Linked DNA regions of Homo sapiens: region 1 is linked to region 2. A link is a contact called in ENCODE Hi-C data. All regions are on one chromosome and are shown on one strand. Each heading gives the region's core, a stretch centred on a gene start or an enhancer-like site at or near the end of the contact. The rest is flanking DNA. Distances are from core to core; before and after follow the strand shown. Region 1 overlaps LOC105374039 (a long non-coding RNA gene). Region 2 overlaps LOC105374037 (a long non-coding RNA gene).

Region 1 (4,987 bases), core at 966-3,465, 970 kb after region 2:
ACTCCAACATTCTGTAGGTTTTGGTAGGAAATAGAAAACCTATGTGTGCAAGCATGCTCATGCCTCTGCTTTTAACACTTTCACAAAACAGGCAAATCTTTACAAAGTTAGACTTCTTTTCTGAAGGAGAGAGCATATTTTTATGCACAACTGTCTTCTTGTTTGTTATGATTACTTTCTGGGGACTGTGGTTCAGAACAAAGTCCCTGGTCTCTGTAAGATCTCCAATCTTGAAATAAAATTATATTCATGATAAGGTTTTCATTGAGCCAGAAATGTGAAACAATGCATTTTTAAAAGATGTTCACCAACAAGGACTAATTTCTATCCTACTTACTTCTCCTCCCCAGTACTACCCCTCCTCTTCCAAGAAAAGAATTTGGTTTGGCTCTCATTTGCCCAGGAAATGCTATTAATCGCAATCTCCTATTCCCTGATAACATTACTTAATTGAGGTTTTATTGAGCTATACCATTACTCAAAGCAACAAATACAAAAGTGTGCTTTCTGTCCTCTCTCTGTCTCTCTGTCTCTCTGTCTCTCTCTCTCTCTCTCTCTGTCTCCCTCCCTCTCTTGCACTTCTGCATGCCCTATTTCTTTCACTCTTGTCCTCAAATGCAGGACTCCATTTAAAAGGAAATTACTGGGGGAAATAACAGGGAACAGAGGGGTGATTCAGTCCTTGGTTGACCTTACCTAGTCTATTGTTTTCACCAAGTACAGAAACACGACAGTTTCTATGTGAACTATAGTTGTAAAAATACAATGTGATTAAGAATATTATTGTAGCAGTCTATCAAAGAACCACAGTATATGATTTTGCTCCACACTATCTATTTTTAAGCTATAAAATCAATTGCAACCCTTCTCATTTTTCAAGGTGTTCTTTCTTTCTTCATTGACTATGAAGAGACATTTTAATAAATTTTAATGTTTTGAAGCCAGGTAGAATGTAGAACTTAAAATATTTCTTCTAATTCTGGCTATGCTAACTTAACCTTGGAAATATTAATGGTTTCTTCAATGTATTTCTGAAAAAATCAACATTTTGATTACTGAGTTATTAAATTGCCAGGGCTTTGGCAATTTCAAAATATCTCTGTCTCTGTCTCTTTCTCCATCTCTCTCTCTCTCTCCTTGTTTCAGTTTGCTACTCAAAATAAATATTCAAAGATTACTTATTATAATTATCTAATTGAATTATATAATTTTATTTCTGAAAGTAAAATGCCAGGTGGAAATTTTATATATATCTTACCTAAAATTATTTTTTGTACATCTATAAAATGAATTTTTAACATGCATGTGGTAAAAATTCATTTTCTTTATATGTACATGTTTATGAAGAAATCTAGACAAATATACACCATATAGGTCTTGGTAGTCTTTGGGCAGTTAGAATTCTTTCTTATCCATTTAAATTTTCTTTCTTATCCATTTAAAATGGTTTCATGTAATGAGCAGATATTGATGTTGTAACTGAAAAAGAAGTATTAAACTAAAATTAGTCTTTCATGGATGGAATTCGGCATGGTGAAAATGGTGATAAAACAGATTGCTATGCTGAAAGTCTCATGAAATTCTTTTTCATTACATGCTAACTCATAAAACTCATAAAATTTGAGTGAAAACCAAAAGAACTCTACTCTGATGAAGGCAGGACTGCTAGCTGTGCCATAATAGGTTATCTTTCACATCCATCAAAAATCTATTGATCATTTAATAACTGCTCCTTGATTAGGGTGGTTCTTCCAGCAAGAATCCAACTCTGTTTGTTTTCCCTTTTTCCTAATTCTGAGGCATGAAACTTTATAGGATATTTTGATTCCATGCCCAATCGTACATCTCACCTTACAGCCTCTTTATTGGTAATGACCTTGCTTTCATCATGCTTCGCCATGCCAGTCAGCCCATTCTCATCCTAAAGTGCCCAAAGAAACATAAACTCCTAACAAGTCTTCTGTTTCTCTGTTCTCCTTTCTTCCATTCATTTCACACACGCCCACCCAATTTATCCTTTTAAAATGTTACTTTAAATATATGACTCATATGCTGAAATATCTTTAGGGAGTCTCTCTGACATGAGGAAAAAACCCACACCCTTTAGCCTAGAATTCAAAGCTCTTGGACAGCTTTGTCTGCTCCAAGTCCCCTAATACAGCCTCTGCTAAACCGGAATAGCCCACTCACTAAATGGCCTTGAACTTCAACACTGTCAAGTGTTGGCTCTTCCTGTTTCTTCTGCCTGGAATGACTTAGCTTGCGGTTTCTACCAGTCTGACGCCTATAGGGCCAAGTTTAGATTCCATACTTCATATGCTCTTGGCCCACTCTACCCCTAAGATAACTCCCCCTTTGCTAAAATCCTGCCCTACCTTCTCATTTGGGCTGTGCTTTATGCTGCTTGACTTTTTTGGTGCACATGGATGCTTCCTCCCAGCTAAATGGTAACTGCCTTAAAACTGAGGGTTGTGTTTTATCTTTGGTATTTTAAAATTATCTAGAACTATGCCTCTTCAGTAATCTCTTAAGAATTGACATACAGCAAGTATTTTTTAATTAACTGAAACCTTAACCATCATGTTTTCTAAGCATTTTGGAAAACATGCAAAAGTATAGCACTCCCATTTTTATTTTTAGTAAGTGTTTAAAGATAAGTAAGTAATATTTGAGTTAACCATTATGAAAACCACAAAAGTAAGTTTACCTTTTGCTCAACTTCCTGTTTCTGAAAATGTCCTTTTCTCACTGAGTGTGTTTAGCTAGAGCATTTAAAAAGTTTGTCCAAAACACACAATCATGGCTTGCCTTTAGCAGAAATAATGTGTGTTCCTGCTTCTCTTTGTAAATAATTGAATTTGCCTCTGCAGTTCAAGAAGATCACGATTTCTTTTTGTGTGTGAAACTGACTTGCTTCTGTTTTCTCCTTATGTGCAGCAGACTATAAGGCAGAAGAAACCCTGTGCAATCGGGATATGGTGGGTAGGGAGGATAATAGAAGAGATTGACATGACTTCCATAGAAGAGTTATTTTTAAGTATAGAGAACGCCTGTCTATCCCCATGCTGAAAGAGCCTTTAGAAAATATTACCAGGATTGAAAGGCGGTGGGGGCAATTCCCATCACCTGGGATAGCCGTGCCAGTCTGCGGAGTGTTGCTGCCACCTGCTGCATGCAAACAGCCATGGAGGGGCTGTTGCCTGGGTCTTGCAGCTGCAGGACACCCGAAGTGTAAGCGTTCAGTTAATATTCTGTGGCCATGCATCTGAAATTGTTATACTTTCAGAACCTGTGTGGATCCCAAAGAAAAATTAATCAAATCTGATGGCTTCAGGCCATAGAAGTTTCTAGATATAAGAATCATTAACTAAGCCCTGAACAATACACAGAAGACAGATTTGCCGTATAGCCACTAAATGCATGGCTCAGGTAGCCCAACCCCAATGAGAGGCAAGAATTCTACTGAAAGTAAGTCTGTAGCACTGGAAAATAAACGACCATTTCCATGTTTCTGAGTTTACAGACTTTTTTGGAACAACTGTTTCACTTTAATACAATAAAAGATAGGAGAAGTCTAAATACCCCAAAGAGGGTATTGTTCTTAGAGAATTCAATAAATGTATATTTGAATTGGTTTCTACTTAGGTAAATTCCTCTTAATATGAAAAATGGAACGAGATCATAGAATCCCTTCTCCAGGCTTGTAATGTGTCCTGATTTAATAGGGACACCAACGTGCAAATCAGGATCTTCATAGTGCATCTCCAGGACTATTTTTGCTGCTATGCTTCATAAAACTTTGATTTACTAGAATTTCCAGGGGCAATGGGAAGAGATGAAGCTACCCAGAGCAGTTATGTCTCTTCCTGACCTTCTATAAAGGACTTTGAGTTCCCAGGCCTTCCCTGGAAAATCACTGTCAGTACTACCTGACCCAATATCCCCAGTGACCTGAAACTCATGGGAAGTTGGGAAGGGGTGATAATAAAGGTTTGGGGAGCACTGGACTAGGCAAGCAGTAACTACATCTAAATTCTGCAAGAAATCATTAGCTGAGGAATACTGAATAAGTATGGCAATTATCATGGCAAGTATTTGCAGTGGTGGTATAGGGGGTGATCTGGACGTCCAGGAAGACAGTCGCCCTTGTTTATTTACATGAAAACCTCTCTTCTCCCATCTAAATTTAATCTCCTGAATGGCAAAAGCATTTCCTTCTGTCTTAGCATCGTCCATATTCACCACGAGTCCTTGCATAGGAGAGATTGGTGTATACATGATGACAACCTGACGAAAATTATCTCCACCTCACCTGAAAAGAATTCCCATCTCAGGATTACAACTGGCCTTTTCATTTGTCTTTGGTCTTGCTAGGTGGTACGTATATTCTAGTAATGAGATTAGGGTCACAGGATATTTTAATCATTCATACGGTTGTATGAAGACACACATGTTTATTTGTAGTTATTCTTTGTCCATCAAACTTACAGTAGTCCTCAGTCTAATGCTTGTTTTCTTAATGTTGGAGGGTGATGACAGCCTATTTTATCTCAGGCTGAAAAACTAATACAATTAAATCAGAGAATCATAGCAGGGAACAGTCATCGTGTTCTACGAATAGCCAGACATTTTTACCAAGGGGTCACTTTCCTGAAACCTGTTTGCGGTTCTCTGTAAATAGAAGTAACTAGGCAGATGTAATAAGCCTAATAGCTCACTGAGGTGGGAATTCTCTGCCTTTGGATTCTGATTGTTACTGCCTTGCTTTGGCTTAGGCATGGATAAACTCTTCTGTGGTGAACAAAAATGGCCTCCAGCCAACCTGGTGGGAGACTTCCCTATCTGACCTCCAACCTTCCCTCGTCTTCCCAGACGAGGGGTAGAAAAGTAGCCCTCACTCCTCCACTCCCAGGAAATGTGCATTTCCCTGCAAGAGGAGAGACAATAAAATTTGGTTTGATAGCTGACACTATTCCCTGTTACTTTT
Region 2 (5,374 bases), core at 1,763-4,262:
CAATCCTTAGACAATCCAGCCAAGTGTTAATTTGAACACGGAGGAAGATCAATAAATATATTTTTTCTGATTAATTGATCTCATCTCTTTGTATAGCAGAACTAAATGCTACTATAGAATCTAATTTCAGAATTTTAAATAAAGTACATTATATTATCAAATAAAATTGATATCCTTAAGATTTCACTACAATATCATGAAACCAGTGTATAACAAATTTAAGATGCATTTTAAATGATTTTCTTAAGATCAAATATATTGATAAACAAGAAAATATTTATTTACTTATTTATTTATTGAGAAGTGAAAAGGTTGATCACTATTTGGAAAAATATACTCATATTTTCCTTCTTTAATAGTTTAATCCTCTTTGATTTGATATAGTTATGGTGAACCTTCTTCTAAAGTGTAAGTTTAATGGTGACTTTTTTTCTTAAAGATCATAGGAAAGGTCATTATGTAACTTAAATTGGAAAGCCATATTTTAATTTAAAACTGAATAATTAAATTCCAGTAGTAGTTAGTGTTCACAAGAAATAATCTCCAATAAAATATTAAAATATATCATTGCTGTTTGTCTGTATTCAAGATAATCAAAAGTATTATTCTGAAAATTCTAAACAAGACAGAAATACCCTTCTCCAATTACCAGATAATTATTCTTATTTGTTAGGTAAATGGTGTATTTACATCTTTTTGTTATAATCTTTCAACAAGTGAAATAACTCATTAAGACTTTATATTAATCAGAATACTCAGATATAGAAAATACAAATACTGTTGTCTTCTTGCATGCATTTTTTCCATAATGAAACTCAAATAGACAGCACCATATGTTTACTTAGTTATATAGGTAGTATGAGAAGAGGAAATAGCTGTGTTGGGCACAAGTTAGTATTATAAATGAAGATAGTTGAGAGTTAGCCTATGTGGCAATTTTATAAAATAGTCTATAAAACTTTCTACTTAGAAAGAATGGTCCATTATTTCTGGGCATCAGATTAAGAGCAAACTTTGTGCTCTTTACTCCTTAATCTTCTCCAAAGTTTAAGGAATATTTTCATACTTAGTTTTTCTGTACTCAAAAAGCACTTTTATTCTCACATATCGGGATTCAATACCTGGATAATTTTAGCCTTTTGATTACTATTGTTGTAGGCAAAAGAGCACTTTACAGTTTTTTTTTCCTTTCTTTCTTTCTTTCTTTTTTAAAATCTGGTACTAAAACTTCAACTTAATTTATTTCAAACTGAAAGTTAAACTCAGATTGACTTTGGAAAAACCTTCTAACATCTTAAAAATGAAGAAACATTACATTGATCACAAAATAAATATTAAAATTTTATTGATAGATCAACAATTTAATTTATAAAACATTCAAGGCCTATGACTTTTCTACAAAGTTAATCAGTGAAGAGAAAATGGAAAGCCAGAATATATGTCTGGATATCACAATACTAAGAGCAATAAAATGTTTTCAATTGCCTCAGCATACATAACATTTTTATTTAAAATGAAGTCCTATAACCCAGAGTGCAGAATATTTAAACTCTGCTGCAATGAATTGATTGTCTTGATATAGAAAACTACTGCATCCACAGTGATTAAGATGGAATACGTTAATGAAGTAAGAGGGCATTTTTCAGTCAAAGTTGGTGGTGTTCTTGGATGTACTGTCTTTCCTTCTTTACCTTTTCTCTGCTATGTTTATCCTCTCCGAGCTGCTCTCATGTGTAAAGGCTCTGGAATTCCTGAAAAAATGATACACTAGCTTCATTCTCTACTAGTATAGTTTAAACAAGATGAGCTCATGTTAAACAAAAAGGGCAGCCACTAAGGGATTTAAAATGTACAAGTTGGTCATCTGAGAGGGTTTTGTACTTATGATAAGGGAGGAGACCACCCCTCATATTGTCTTATGCCCAATTTCTGCCTCCAAAGAAAGAAAAAGTAAAAACTAAAAGGCAGAAATGAAATCCACAAGCAGACAGCCCGGCGCCACACCCTGGGCCTGGTAGTTAAAGATCGACCCCTGACCTAATCGGTTATGTTATCTATAGATTACAGACATTGTATAGAAAAGCACTGTGAAAATCCCTATCCTGTTTTGTTCCGATCTAATTACCGGTGCATGCAGCCCCCAGTCATGTACCCCCTGCTTGCTCAATCGATCAAGACCCTCTCACGCACACCCTCTTAGAGTTGTGAGCTCTAAAAAGGGACAGGAATTGCTCACTCAGGGAGCTCAGCTCTTGAGACAGGAGTCTTGCCGATGCCCCCGGCCGAATAAACCCCTTCCTTCTTTAACTCGGTGTCTGAGGAGTTTTGTCTGCGGCTTGTCCTGCTACAATGAGACTTGTATATAGCTTTATGCTATTAAATGAGTATAGCATAAGTTTTATGCCTCAATTAGCATCTTTGAAGCTCTCTGTTCGTCTCCCCTCTAGTGGGTAGATCCTTTCTCTATTGCATACTTTTATGTCAGTGTGGTTTAATTTCAGCTAAATCCTACAGAAGCATATTGAATACTCACTGTGTGCTACAGCCACGAAGATGAACATGACATTGCCTTGCCTCAAAAATACTTAATATTTAGCAGGCCATTAAATATTATATATTCAAGGAATACTTCAAAGCAGATTCAAAAACTATAGCAATTCATCAAGAGGGAGCCTCTTCCTCTTGTAGGTACAAAAATCTTAGACCTTACTCAATAAACATGCTGAAGAAAACTACTATAAAATCTGGACATATTGCAAACAGCAACTCCCTGAAGGTGCTGGAGATTGAGCAGAAACAGATTCTGCACAGACTAACCTGAGGAAGAAAGACAGAAGCTGGACAGGGAAGTAACAGTCCCCACAGCTTTTAACCTTGAACTAATTTCAGTCCACACCTCTCATACAGTAGTAATAAAGACATGTGTACCAAAAGCCCACAGTCTTTCTGGCCTGGGGAACCAGAATACTGAAGCAGAGAAACCACAAATGCTGCAGAGAGTCGGGGAATAGCCAAAGGGAAAGAGTCATAGAGGGAATCCCTAAAGTTTTCTCACATCTCTGACTAATTCCTGAATCATGCATTTACAGAACAGACTAAAAACGATTCACTTAAAGACCATAGGCCTAAATTGAGACCAGAGAGCTGTCCAAGAAGCAGTTTGCAACTCAATCCCATCTGAAAAAAAGTTACTTTATACAACAAAGGAAACACTCATTGGAGAAAATAACACAATACAGATCCTCCATGACTTCACATTCAGAGTGTCTAATATGCAATCCAAGATTATGTAAAATAAGAACTAAGAAGATGGAACATTTTCTCAAAAGAAAAGAAAATATTGAAACTAACTGGCATGAATTTGAAGCTACCTGTTATATCTATTCTCAGTGAAATAAAATAAAACATGATGTCTTTATAAATAAAAATATAAGCAAAGAAAAAAGAAAGATTAAGGGGACTTTCAGACAGGTGATGAAAATCATCGAAGGTGAAGAATATAGAGAAAATAATAAAGCCATAAGGACTTGTTAGATTATACAAAATTGTCAAACATACATGTAATTTTAATACCAAAATAATAGAAAGGAAACAAATCAGAAAACTAATATTTAAAGAAATAATAGTGAAAATTTTTCTAAAAGTGTTGAAAGACAGGAATTTGGAGATATAAGGTGCTAAAGGTACCCTAAATAGAAAAAACCAACCAAACAAAAAAGTCTGTGCTGAGGTACATCATAGTGAAACTGTTGAAGGACAAATATAAAGAACAAAACTTGAAAGCAGCAAATAGAAAATGACATATTATGTACAGGGTGACAACAAACCCATTACTAGCTGACTTCTCACCATAAATAGAGGTTCCCACAAAAGACTGAAACAACACCTTTGTGATGAATGTTTCGAAAAGAAAAAGAAAATAAAAAAAGGGAGGAAAACCTGCTAACCCAGAATTCGATAACTAATAAAAATATTACTTAAGAATGAGGGCAAAATAAAGATATTTTCAGAAACTCAACACCAGCAAATCTGCACTATAAGACATACTAAAGTAAATTGTGCAAACTGAAGAGAAGTGATACCAGATAGAAACTCAGATTCCAAGAAAACATTAAAGAACACAGAAAATAGTAAATACCTGCAAAATTGCAAGTTGTTTTTTATTTTACTTTTTTTTCCTTTGGTTCTTTATATACCATGTCGATGTTTAAAACAAACTTAAAACATTTTCTTGCAGTACTTGAAGATGTACTTATATATTATACATAACAACTACCTGTTATAACCAAAAGGAAGCTAAAATGGATCTACATGCTTTCAAGATTTCTATAATTGATTCTAAGTAGTATGGTGTTAATTATAAGTGGACTGTGAAAAGTTAACGATGTATGCTTTATAAAAAACAACCACTTAAAAATGCAAAAGTGCCACAAAAATGTTTATTAAAAATTTTAAATAAAATTCAAAGAATCATCCAAATTATTTTTTATTTATTTATTTTATTTTTTTTTTTTGAGATGGAGTCTCACCCTGTCGCCCAGGCTGGAATGCAGTGGTGCGATCTCGGCTCGCTGCAACCTCCGCCTCCCGTGTTCAAGCAATTCTCCTGCCCCAGCCTCTCAAGTAGCTGAGATTACAGGCGCACGCCACTACCGCCCAGCTAATTTTTGTATTTTTAGTAGAGACGGGGTTTCACTGTGTTGGTCAGGCTGGTCTCAAACTCTTGACCTCATGATCCACCCCCCTCGGCCTCCCAAAGTGCTGGGATTACAGGCGTGAGCCACTGCGCTCAGCCCAAATTATTTTTTAAAAGCAGAAAAGGAAGAACAGAGGAACAGAAAACAAAAAAGATAACCAAAAAATAAAAAGCAAAATAGTAGTCTCAAATGCAAACATGTCAATTGTTACATTAAAAGTTAATTAATTAAATATTCCAATAAAAAAAGTTTGCCAAAAAAAATTTTAAGCCAAACATTTACAGACCACTTACAAGAGATGTGCTTTAAAATATAAAGATTAGTTAGAAATAAATGAATAAATGTGAACACTGAGCATAGAGGCTAGAATGACTACATAACTATGAGAGAAAATAGATATTAAAACAAAAAAAATCATAACTGTGTGTCAGTTCATCAGAGAACAATAATAGCTGATGTGCAGATAATAACAGAAGTTTAAAATACATGATGCAAAAATTAACAAAATTTCAGGAAAAATTATACACTTCTATAATTTTATGTGAAAAAAACTCATTTCTCTAAGTAATTTATTAAATAGCTAGACAAAAATTAGCAGACATGGATCTGAACAGCACTATCAAATATCTTTCGTTGATTGATATTTATAAAAGGCTACACCTCAAAATAGAAGAATG

The links. A loop is a pair of places that touch in the nucleus more often than their neighbours do. Pooled maps may share reads with other maps.
Region 1: a map with no recorded cell type shows a loop between it and region 2 (9-fold over the local background). The contact joins two enhancer-like sites. A Hi-C loop is called at or near these places in 2 of 37 single-sample maps with no recorded cell type and 2 of 50 pooled maps.

Annotation. Positions count from the first base shown.
Region 1 is chr3:111,536,741-111,541,727 of GRCh38, forward strand. All of the region lies in intron 2 of LOC105374039 (a long non-coding RNA gene), which reads left to right. Among named protein-coding and RNA genes, the nearest start is that of CD96, 3.0 kb to the right of the region's middle. Within about 2 kb of position 2,216, at least 5 of the 41 ENCODE cell types and tissues checked have a DNase peak (open chromatin) inside an H3K27ac peak, as active enhancers do.
Region 2 is chr3:110,565,484-110,570,857 of GRCh38, forward strand. The region is part of intron 3 of LOC105374037 (a long non-coding RNA gene); the gene reads right to left. Among named protein-coding and RNA genes, the nearest start is that of NECTIN3-AS1, 500 kb to the right of the region's middle. Within about 2 kb of position 3,013, at least 2 of the 41 ENCODE cell types and tissues checked have a DNase peak (open chromatin) inside an H3K27ac peak, as active enhancers do.